Regions from separate parts of the Homo sapiens genome. Here region 1 is linked to region 2. The links are chromatin contacts, found by Hi-C or POLR2A ChIA-PET in ENCODE. All regions are on one chromosome and are shown on one strand. Each heading gives the region's core, a stretch centred on a gene start or an enhancer-like site at or near the end of the contact. The rest is flanking DNA. Distances are from core to core; before and after follow the strand shown.

The links. Hi-C counts contacts between places; a loop is a spot of excess contacts on that map. ChIA-PET counts read pairs that join two places held with the same protein, here RNA polymerase II (POLR2A). Pooled maps may share reads with other maps.
Region 1: a loop to region 2 is called in a pooled map, with 5 times the contacts of the local background. The contact joins the promoter of DCLRE1C here to the enhancer-like site in region 2. A Hi-C loop is called at or near these places in 1 of 37 single-sample maps with no recorded cell type and 2 of 50 pooled maps. POLR2A ChIA-PET finds 5 or more read pairs at or near these places in 1 of 52 experiments (activated CD8-positive, alpha-beta T cell).

The regions. Positions count from the first base shown.
Region 1 is chr10:14,950,612-14,955,875 of GRCh38, reverse strand. DCLRE1C (DNA cross-link repair 1C) reads left to right here and starts at 1,780. Exons shown (of 14, transcript NM_001033855.3): 1 at 1,780-1,974. The coding sequence starts at 1,866. It also overlaps a transcript of MEIG1 not described here. RefSeq lists a silencer at 1,589-1,668 and enhancers at 1,687-2,414, 2,415-3,143.
Region 2 is chr10:13,711,476-13,716,730 of GRCh38, reverse strand. All of the region lies in intron 12 of FRMD4A (FERM domain containing 4A), which reads left to right. LOC105376426 (a long non-coding RNA gene) reads right to left here. Exons shown (of 4, transcript XR_001747371.2): 2 at 4,717-4,809. Among named protein-coding and RNA genes, the nearest start is that of PRPF18, 130 kb to the right of the region's middle. RefSeq lists enhancers at 3,296-4,160, 4,161-5,027. Within about 2 kb of position 3,635, at least 13 of the 41 ENCODE cell types and tissues checked have a DNase peak (open chromatin) inside an H3K27ac peak, as active enhancers do.

The sequences.
Region 1 (5,264 bases), core at 531-3,030, 1.2 Mb before region 2:
CTAGCAGGATATTTTACCTCAATTAGTGATTATGTTGTGTATACCTTTCCATGTCACCCCTCCTCCCCCTCCTCAAGATTTCATGGAAATCTGTATTTGAATAGAACTCTGAGTATCATGGCTACAGGCACAAGCTGACATTCACTAGGGATGTCATTCTGTTTTGTTTTGTTTTTTTGAGACAGAGTCTCTCTCTGTTGCCCAGGCTGGAGTGAACTGGCATGATCTAGGCTCACTGCAACCTCCGCCTCCCAGGTTCAAGTGATTCTCCTGCCTCGGCCTCCCGAGTAGCTGGAGATGTGTGCCACCATGCCCGGCCGATTTTTGTATTTTTAGTAGAGATGGGGTTTCACCATGTTGTCCAGGCTGGTCCTGAACTCCTGACCTCAGGTGATCACCTGCCTCAGCCCTCCAAAGTGCTGGGATTACAGGCATGAGCCACTGAGGTGGGCTGGGATGGCATTCTGATTCCTGATTTCCCTGGTCAGAAATCTTTGTTCCTGGATTTGTTCTCACGTTACCTTGCGTCTCTGTGGAAGCATTTATTTGCCATATTCTGCAAACATGTTGTCGCCAGATAGATTGAATGCTACCCGAAGGTTTGTCACAGTGCTGTGCACAAAGTGGGACTTCAAGTGTTATGGAGGCCTGGAAAGCCAGGTACAATGGCTCACCCAGCACTTTGGGAGGCCGAGGCGAGCGGATCGCATGAGGCCAGGAGCTCGAGACCAGCCTGGTCAACGTGGTGAAACCCCGTCTCTGCTAAAAATATAAAAATGAGCCAGGCGTGGCGGCGCGTGCCTGTAGTCCCAGCTACTCTGGAGGCTGAGGCAGGAGAATCGCCTGAACCCGGGAGGCGGAGGTTGCAGAGAGCCGAAATCACGCCACTGCACTCCAGCCTGGGCGATAGAACTAGACCCCAACTGAATAAATAAATAAAATAAAGCGAAAGTGTTCTGGGTTGTTTGTGTTTAATTATACTAAGGAGATTTGATAGGAAGGAGCACAATAAATGTCATGGTGATTATTTGGTTTATTGTAATACAATAAAGGAAATACAATAAAAGGTTTAACAAACCTTTTCATAAAGTTGCTTTGGTTGTTAAAAAATTTTAGACCTTTCCTGCCATTTTTCTTTTTTTAAGTACATCATTCTAACTTCCTAAAAGTATAGCTCAAAAAGGTGGGGGCCCAGGGGAGAGGCCAGCAGCGAAGGCATTATTGGGATCTTATTTGCCCCAAGATCACGCAGAGATGATTTATTCAGTTTGTAGATTATATAAACGGAAGAGGGAATTAATAGTTCCTGAATCTACCATGAGTCAGATACAAACTTTCTCATACAACCCTCACGGTAATCCCACAAGGTTAGAAATTGGGAACAGAAGAGAGAGGGCGGGGAACTGAGCTCGGGTTTCAGGCTAGCAGCAGACAAGCAGGAAGCGGAACGAAGAATGATTTCTAAGCGCAGTTCCGCAGCCCACTCACCTCGTCGGCTGGGGCCACCTGCTCTGGGAGTTTCGATTTCCCTTCCCGCGACTGCACCTCCACAGACATGGGCAACGCCTTACCAGAGCAACACCTGTGTTTGTTGGGCGGGAATGAGCCTTGCACTGGGCAGGGCTCAGGGCCCATCGCGTGCAGCGAAGCGCGGGTGATTTAAACCCAAGCAGCGGGCGCCTAGAACCCGACCGGATGCTCCTTGACTTTGCCCCCGGTCTCCGGACTCCTCTGATTGGACGTGGCTGCGTTCGGCCGCCCAATGGCGAGGCAGCGCGCGGCTTCCCGGAAGTGGCGGCGCGGTCAGGGCTGGCCTTGGCTTCAGCTGCGGTTTTGGGGTCCCGGACTCTGGGATCGGCGGCGCTATGAGTTCTTTCGAGGGGCAGATGGCCGAGTATCCAACTATCTCCATAGACCGCTTCGATAGGGAGAACCTGAGGGCCCGCGCCTACTTCCTGTCCCACTGCCACAAAGGTGAGTGAGGGCTGCGCGTCGCCCGCTCCCGGGGCGCTGGGGGCTGGAGAGAGGACAGGAGGGGGCCGGCCCTGGAGCAAGGAGCTGCAGCCTGTGGGAAGCCAGCGAGGGGGCGGCCAGCACACGCCTTGTCCCAGTCGGGCTCTTCAGCCTCTCAAAGGCTTCATCTATTTTCGGATGTGGTCAACGCGGCGTAACGGCGCCTGCCAGTTGCGCCCCGGGCCGGCTTGGTCAAGCACTGCTAGTAGTTTCTCTTGGTAGCTTTGCTGGTGGCCGATGATCAGAGATTGGCGAGGGTTAGTACTTCCCTCAGAGCCTCGCTACCATGTATGAAGAAAACAAGTTTCAGATCCATTTGACCACACCCTCAAACATTGGTCAGCAAGCAGGAGACTCAGACACACACACAACTGTGGAACAGCCCGCCTAAGAGCTCCACGAAGTGCAAGCTCCTTGGCCTTTGGGTGTTCTGTCCGTATCCAATATGAAAGTTTCGTTCTAGTTTAGGTTGGAGGGATGTTTCCCTTCTAGATGGTATCAGGCAACCTGAAAAGCTACTATGATTTCACAGCTGGATCCTTTCACAGCTGGGCCGATTTAGGGATTAAGGTTAGAGTGTCGCTGATGCTCCAAGCAGAGATTGGAGCTAAGTTCCAGAGTTTAAATACCGCTAACTTGACAACCATTGTTCATTTTCACTTCTATTGTGCTAACAAGTCACTAACTTTTACCAGGGAAAACAGTTTTAATGCTCATTGTGCTAATTCGCCCAGCCATTAGTGTTAATTGGAGAAAATGATAAACGGAATCACTGGAGTTGCTGCCTCCTGCTGTGTGGCCTTGCAGCGTGCTGGAGCAGGAAGCTCCCACTACCCTGTGGAGTCAATCAGCGTAACAAACCTATCTGTACCTGCGCAGTAGGAAAGTATTTTAAAGTAAATTACAGGTATCCAAACACAGCCTTTCCTCACAGGGTTGGTGTGAAGGCCAGCTATGTTGTTTTGTGTGTGGAATCAATCACTTGGACTATAAATCGTTGAAGTTACTGCTTCTGCGAAATGTCTCTGCTTTTTTTTTCCACAAAGCCACCAGTGATTTCTCTTTAATGGGAAAATCTGGACCTCTTCTCGTGCGTTGCCGTATTCGCATCGTGCACGTCTTTGAGCATCTCCTTCTTCTTTTTCTTTTTTTTGGAGACAGGGTCTCCCTTTGTCGCCCAGGCTGGAGTACAGTGTGGCACATGCTCTCTGCTCAAGTAGTTGGGACTACAGGAGTCAGCCACCATGCCTAGCTAATGTTTGTATTTTTATTATTATTTTGAGGTGGAGTCTCCATCACCAGGCTGGAGTGCAGTGGCGTGATCTCTGTTCACTGCAACCTCCGCCTCCTGGGTTCAAGCGATTCTCGTGCCTCAGCCTCCCAAGTAGCTGGAGTTACAGGCACGCACCACCACACCCAGGTAATTTTTGTGTTTTTAGTAGAGATGATGTTTCACCATGTTGGCCAGGCTGGTCTCGAACTCCTGGCCTCAGGTAGATCCACCCACCTCAGCCTCCCAAAGTGTTAGGATTACAGGTGTGAGCCGCTGTGCCTGACACATTTCTGGTTTTGTTTTTCATTGAGAATCCACTGCTGGACGAGGATATGCCTATTTTTACTTTTTGTGTAGAGCCGCACTGGAGTCTCTGAACTCAAAATGGGCTAGCCAGGATTAAAGTATACTTCCGAAACTTGCACTTCGTGTTTAGGATGGCTGAGTTTGGAGAAATAATAAATCTAAAGGAATTTGAAATCATCATAAGTTTGTGCATTAAGCCAGAAATGGACTCTTCCCTACTGTTGAACAGTCTATAACAACTTTTTCTGTTCTCTGACCACATGTGGATCTGCTTAGTCAACCAGGACATAAACTCATCAAGGGTGAAAACACAACTTCTGCTTTTGGAGGTTTCTCACATTGCCTTCTGTTGGCTTTTCACCTTTTTGGGACACAGGCTTCTTTGATTATGATATGGACTATCTCCACAAAATTCATATGTTGAAGCCCTAACCCCCAAAGCGACTGTATTTGGGGCTGGGGCTTTTAGGAGGAAAATAAGTTTAAGTGGGGTCCTACCGTGGTGTCCTACTCTGATAGGATTAGTTTCCTTACAAGAGAAGGAAGAGAGAGGGCGCTCTGTCCTCATGCGGGGCCTAGGAAAGCCATGTGAGTGCATAGTGAGAAGGCGGCTGTCTGTAAGTTAGGAAAAGTGCCCTCTCCAGAAACCAAATCGCCCCGCATCTTGATCTTCCCAGCTTCCTGAACTGTGAGAAATACCTTTTTGGTGTTGAAGGCAACCAAAACACTACCTTTCCTTACAGCGCTGGTGTGAAGGCCAACTATGGTATCTATGGTATCTTGTGATAGCAGCTCAAACATGAGAAACTGTATGGACTCTTTTGCTAGAAAAAATGCATGGAAACCCATCCACATCACTTCCTTTTTTTTTTTTTTTTTTTTTTTTTTTTTTTTGAGACAGGGTTTTGCTCTGTCACCCAGGCTGGAGTGCAGTGGTGCGATCTCGGCTCACTGCAGCCTTCACCTCCTGGACTCAACCAATCCTCCCACCTCAGCAAGTACTCCCACCTGAGTAGTTGGGATTACAGACATGCACCATCATGCCTGGCTAATTTTTCTATTTTTTATAGAGAGACAGGATTTCCCCATGTTGCCCAGGCTGGTATCGAACTCCTGGGTGCAGGTGATCCACTCACCTCAGCCTCCCAAAGTGCTGGGATGACAGGTGTGAGCTACCACACCCAGCCCCACATCACATTTTGATATAATTCGGAGTAGGCTATGGACCCACCTGATGCTTATTTGTGGGCCATCTGGAAGCCAATGCTGTGTGCAGGGTGGGCTTTACTAAGCATCATCAGTAAGTTCTGAAAGATGAGAGGGCCCCCCGACCCCTGAGACCTGAGATAGTGGCCCAGGGTTGGGGAAATCCCCTAGAGGGGACAATTTATGATGGTTGCCAAGGAAAAGGAAAACCTCCCTGGAAAAGCAGACCTGGGTGCAGTTCCAGCCACACAAAGCAAACCCATCCAGTTCTTGTGACTACCAGCTGGAAGGGGCCTCAGGGTGGTGAGGATGGGGGACCATGATGCACCATGCAGGGTGCTGCCTGCTTAGTCAGTGTGGGAGCAGGATGCAGAGTCTGCATTCAGCCTCCTCTTTGCCATGGCGCAAACTCTTTGGAAACTCCAATTACGGAGAATGCTGCCCAGGGATATACCCATAGGCCCTA
Region 2 (5,255 bases), core at 2,386-4,885:
TTTCCCCTAGTAATGACTCTTAAGCCAAAGGAAGCTAAGAGGTTTTTGATGGGTTAAAAAGAGGCCATCCATTAAGGGGTCAAGGCCCGGTGCTCTGGGTATCTGTCACTGAATGAACCAAATCAATTTAGAGCTCGCGTTGTCTGACAATGAGGAAGACGCAATTGGCCGGAAGAACATCTTGATTCCATTAGGCCTGGCTGCAGAGAAGAATTAGCCATTGTCTCCTGTGCTGGGTGTGTGGCCATCTCTGAAGAAGATAGATGCCTCTTTCAGTGCAAGTGATGGAGGACATCCTCAGACCCATTTAGGAAGCCAGTGATCTGCCGTCATTGTTTGGGTATTTGGGAGGGCCTGATATGTTCCCATTATAGCCCACTCTGTTCTGTGTAAGACTGAGTCATCTTACAATGGGATACTTTTTTCGCAGGGTGAATGTTTTGAGATTAGAAGTCATAACAGGAAAATGGTCAAAACTGACTCTGGTCAAGATTGCAGTGGACGGAGGAATTGGCCAATAAGACTAGGAATAAACAACCCCAAAGAGAATACAGCAAACTCCAGCACAAACGAATGAATGGGGACCCTGGGTCCAACTTCTCCTTGCATTGTAAACAATCCAATTTCACAGAAAACAGTTTTTGCAATGCTCATGACACCATATGAGTTGTCTTTCAAAAAAACATTACACAAACCTGTACTTTGTGCTGATATGTGTTCAAAGTATTCATAACTTTTATGTTTTACTTGAACAATAATATTGGTATGTAATTGACGGAGGGGAATGTGTACAATCATAGCATTTCTTTTTTTTTTTTTTTTTTTGAGGGGGGAGTCTCACTCTGTCACCCAGGCCAGAGGGCAGTGACACGTCTCTGCTCACTGCAACCTCCGCCTCCCGAATTCAAGCAATTCTGCTTCCTCAGCCTCCTGAATAGCTGGGATTACAGATGCATGCCACCACGCCTTGCTAATTTTTGTATCTTTAGTAGAGACTGGGTTTCACCATGTTGGCCAGGCTGGTCTCAAACTCCTGACCTCAGATGATCCACCCATGTCAGCCTCCCAAAGTGCTGGGATTACAGGCAAGAGCCACTGACTGCACCAGTCTCATATTATTTCTTCAGCACTATGTACCAGGCACCATTTTAAGCATTTAACATATATTAATTCATTAGTACAGCAGCCCTATGAGAAAAGTGCTATTATTCCTATTATTTCAAAGATGAAAAAACTAAGGCACAAATTCAATTGCTGAGAATACACAGCCGGTAAGTGGCAGACAGTATGACGTTGAAAACCATGCTTTTAATCCATGCTATTCTATATTGTCTCCCATCGGTAGGAAATGTTTAACTCAAGCTACTTTATTTTTAAATTCCAAAGAATTGCAGCTTGACATTCTCTGGATTTACAATGCTGACCTTCAACCCATGCACAGAATGTAGGAATGCCCACACACCCCCTCGTTTTAGAGAGGACGAAGCTAAGATGGAGAGGGCTCTACAAAGTCAGAGCTAGAACTGAGGGCTCCTGACCTCCCACCCAGGGTTCTTGCTCCTAAAAATGAAAACCAAAACAATCAAGAGTAAACAAGAGTCATGAATACTGATTATTTGAGACAAAAGCATGAGATATATGTGAATGAGGCAGCGCGGCACTTCTAATTTTTTTTTTTAATTTTTTATTTTTGAGACGGAGTCTTCCTCTGTCGCCCAGGCTGGAGTGCAGTGGCATGATCTCCGCTCACTGCAACCTCTGCCTCCTGGGTTCAAGTGATTCTCTTGCCTCAGCCTCCCGAATAGCTGGGACTACAGGCGTGAGCCACCACGCCCAGCTAATTTTTTGTATTTTTAGTAGAGACAGAGGTTCACCATGTTGGCCAGGCTGGTCTTGAACTTCTGACCTCACGATGGGCCCACCTCTGCCTCCCAAAGTGCTGGGATTACAGGCATGAGCCACCATGCCCAGCCTGCAGTGCGGCACTTCTATAGAGTTTGTAAAGCCTGGTACAGAAACCAGAGATGGTTTCCATCTCTGGCTATAGGAATCATGGGTTCCTGTAGCATGAATACAGCTACTTTATGTATGTCTTGTCTTCCCAAGTAGATTGTAAGCTCGCTACAAATATAAACATGTATTAGGCACCATGTGTTTCCTCTTGCCTATGAGAACAGTCCAGTACAAAGTAGAAGACTACTACATGAATGGTTGGAAAGGGAATGGGAATTCAATGCTGCCTGAAACCCAAGGGCCTTGCCTCTGTCTTCTTTTTTTGTAAAAAGTAAAATATATTGAATGCCTAAAAAACTGATAGAAAAAAAAAAACCTCTGACATATGATTTCAACCCACTAAAAACATATACCTGGGCCAGGATGTTGGCTCACACCTATAATCCTAGCACTTTAGGAAGCCAAGGCGAGTGGATCACCTGAGGTCAGGAGTTCGAGACCAGCCTGGCCAACATGATGAAACCCCGTCTCTACTAAAAATACAAAAATTAACTGGGCATGTTGGTGGGAGCCTGTAATCCCAGCTACTTGGGAGGCTGAGACAAGAGAATCACTTGAACCCGGGAGGCAGCAGAGGTTGCAGTGAGCTGAGAACGTGCCACTGCACTCCAGCCTGGAGGATAGAGTGAGACTGTGTCTCAAAAAAAAAGTATATTTTATATATATATATATATATATATATATATATATGTATATTTTATATATGTATATTATATATGTATATTATATATGTATATTACATATATGTATATATTATATATGTGTGTGTATTACATATATGTATATATTATATATGTATATATATTACATATATGTATATATTATATATGTATATATATTACATATATGTATATATATTATATATATGTGTATATATATTACATATATGTATATATATTATATATATGTGTATATATATTACATATATGTATATATATTATATATATGTGTATATATACCTACTTCTGTTGCCCCTTAGAACCGGCTGTGCTCCAATAGCAAAACCTTACCAGGGCACATGGGATCCAGTCCTCTGAGAGCACAGGTTTGGAGCTTTCTGGGTGCTCTCACATTTTAAATTCCATCTGATTCGGGTTCAGTGACTCCTTTCTTTTGCCCTGCAGCCCTCTAGATGTGAAACAACTCATTTGTATTTGCTGAAAATGTAAATCCGTCTAAAGATTTGCAAGTGCCAGTCTGCTCTAGAAAGTAAAAAGGGCAGAAATGAAATAAGGAAGTGAGTTTTTCAGTTTGTATGTTTTCTTCTGAGCTTGGAGATTATTCCTGTCCATGAGTCTAATTCTTCTTATATAGAGACTCAGAACAAGAAGCTTGAAACAACTTTGTTCTCGTTCATTGTCAGAGCTTCATGGTGTGTTAGAAAGAGCCCAGGACCAGAAGTCACAAGATGTGGGTCCCATCATCAATTACTTATTTAACCTCTGCCAATCCCTTAACCTCTCTCTACTGGGGTTACTTTATCTGTGCAAGGAGGAGGTGGACCAGATGGCTGCTGTGATTCTGTGTAATAGCCCCCCTGGATGAAACAGGAAGTTACTCATAGGGAGATCATTAAGAAGCTTGGTGACTCAGCCTCAGGGGCAGCGGGGGAAGACGAGGTTCTCCAAAGTCCTAGTCAAGCATCAGAGCCACTAGACTGAGCTTCCTCTCAAGCGTCTATTTCCACATCGTCCTGGGAGCTTGCCCACCACTCCACATGCAGTCCCAGCTCTCCATAAATGCTGGCTGGGGAGGAAGTCCAGTGGAGCCAAAGCCCCTTCCTCTGCCCCAGCCTTCAGCTAAATACAGGATGTGGGAATCCAGCAGGCCATCTAATAGAAACCAGTAACTGGTCCCTGCTCATTAAGTACTTAGAGTGGACCCTGTTGCATTCAGGTCTCAAAGGCAGTATTTATTACCCACTTTTGTTTGCACTCCGTGGATAAGTGTTTCCCACCTCCTGTTTTCATACATGAAGATACTGAGGCCCAGAACAGGGAAGTGGAGGACCTGTGATCGCATTGGGAGTCACGGCAAGTCTAGGTCAGAAACTAAGAATCCACATCCAGTATCAGCCAGTCCCAACAACAGGGACAGACATAGTCTCAAGGAAGCCACTACTTGGTGGTTTCCTCTAAGTTTTGTTTCACGCAAGTCCAGATCATCCAGGCTGTTTTTTTTGTTGTTGCTCTTTTTTTTTTTTTGAAATGGAGTCTCACTGTGTTGCCCAGGCTGGAGTGCAGTGGTAAGATCTCGGCTCACTGCAACCTCCGTCTCCTGGGTACAAGCGATTCTCCTGCCTCAGCCTCCGGAGTAGTTAGGATTACAGGCGCGTGCCACTACACCTGGCTAATTTTTAGTAGAGATAGGATTTCACCATGTTGACAAGGCTGGTCTCGAGCTCCTGACCTCAAGTGATCCCCCAACCTTGGCCTCCCAAAGTGTTGGGATTACAAGCGTGAGCTACCATGCCTGGCCCAGGCTGTCCTTCATCACAGTTGTCGTTGTGTTTTAGTCTTTGGAGTATGGAAAGCATTGAGTATTGAAAGCTACTGAGTATTGAAGCATTGCTGTATAGAAAACTAGAGGAAGCCAGGACTCCAAGGATAGAAGGAAAGAATACTTGTTATCATTTACCGTATAAAAGGAAAGCCAGGCCATGGTGCAGGATGAAAAAGATTTGCTTTTTTACTTTCTACTTACAGTCATATTGTAGCTCATTTGTAAAAATCATTCCACTTGTAAAGTTAACCATCCATTAGTCAGTAAGAGCTGTTCCCACTAATTGGTGGACTCCTGGGGAAAGCAACATAGTTAGAGGTTAGAGTAATGGACCAGGTGCCCTTGACTTCTATTTCTGGTTCCTTCACTTACTTGCTGTGTGGCCTTAGGCAGTTTTCCTTAATTTCTCTGGGCCTTGTTTCACCCAAGAAGTAAATTTCCCACTTGATCTTCTTGAGGGATGCCAAAAGATCAAAGGAACGATGTTTGCAGGGCTTTTTAAAGATGCTTAAGTGACGTGCACTAGAAACCCCTTGATTTAATAGGTATGAATTAATACATTCTTTGATTATTGGTAGAACTAAGTATTTTAGCTTTTTAATTAGCTCCTTGGATATAATTGGCCATAGGCGTTACACAAATCCCTAAGGGAACCGGCCCAGTCATCCTGATGATCATTATGGGTGCCTGCTGTGTTTTTATGCGGAGAGGCAGAGTGTGTTGGCAGCTTTACATGGTGG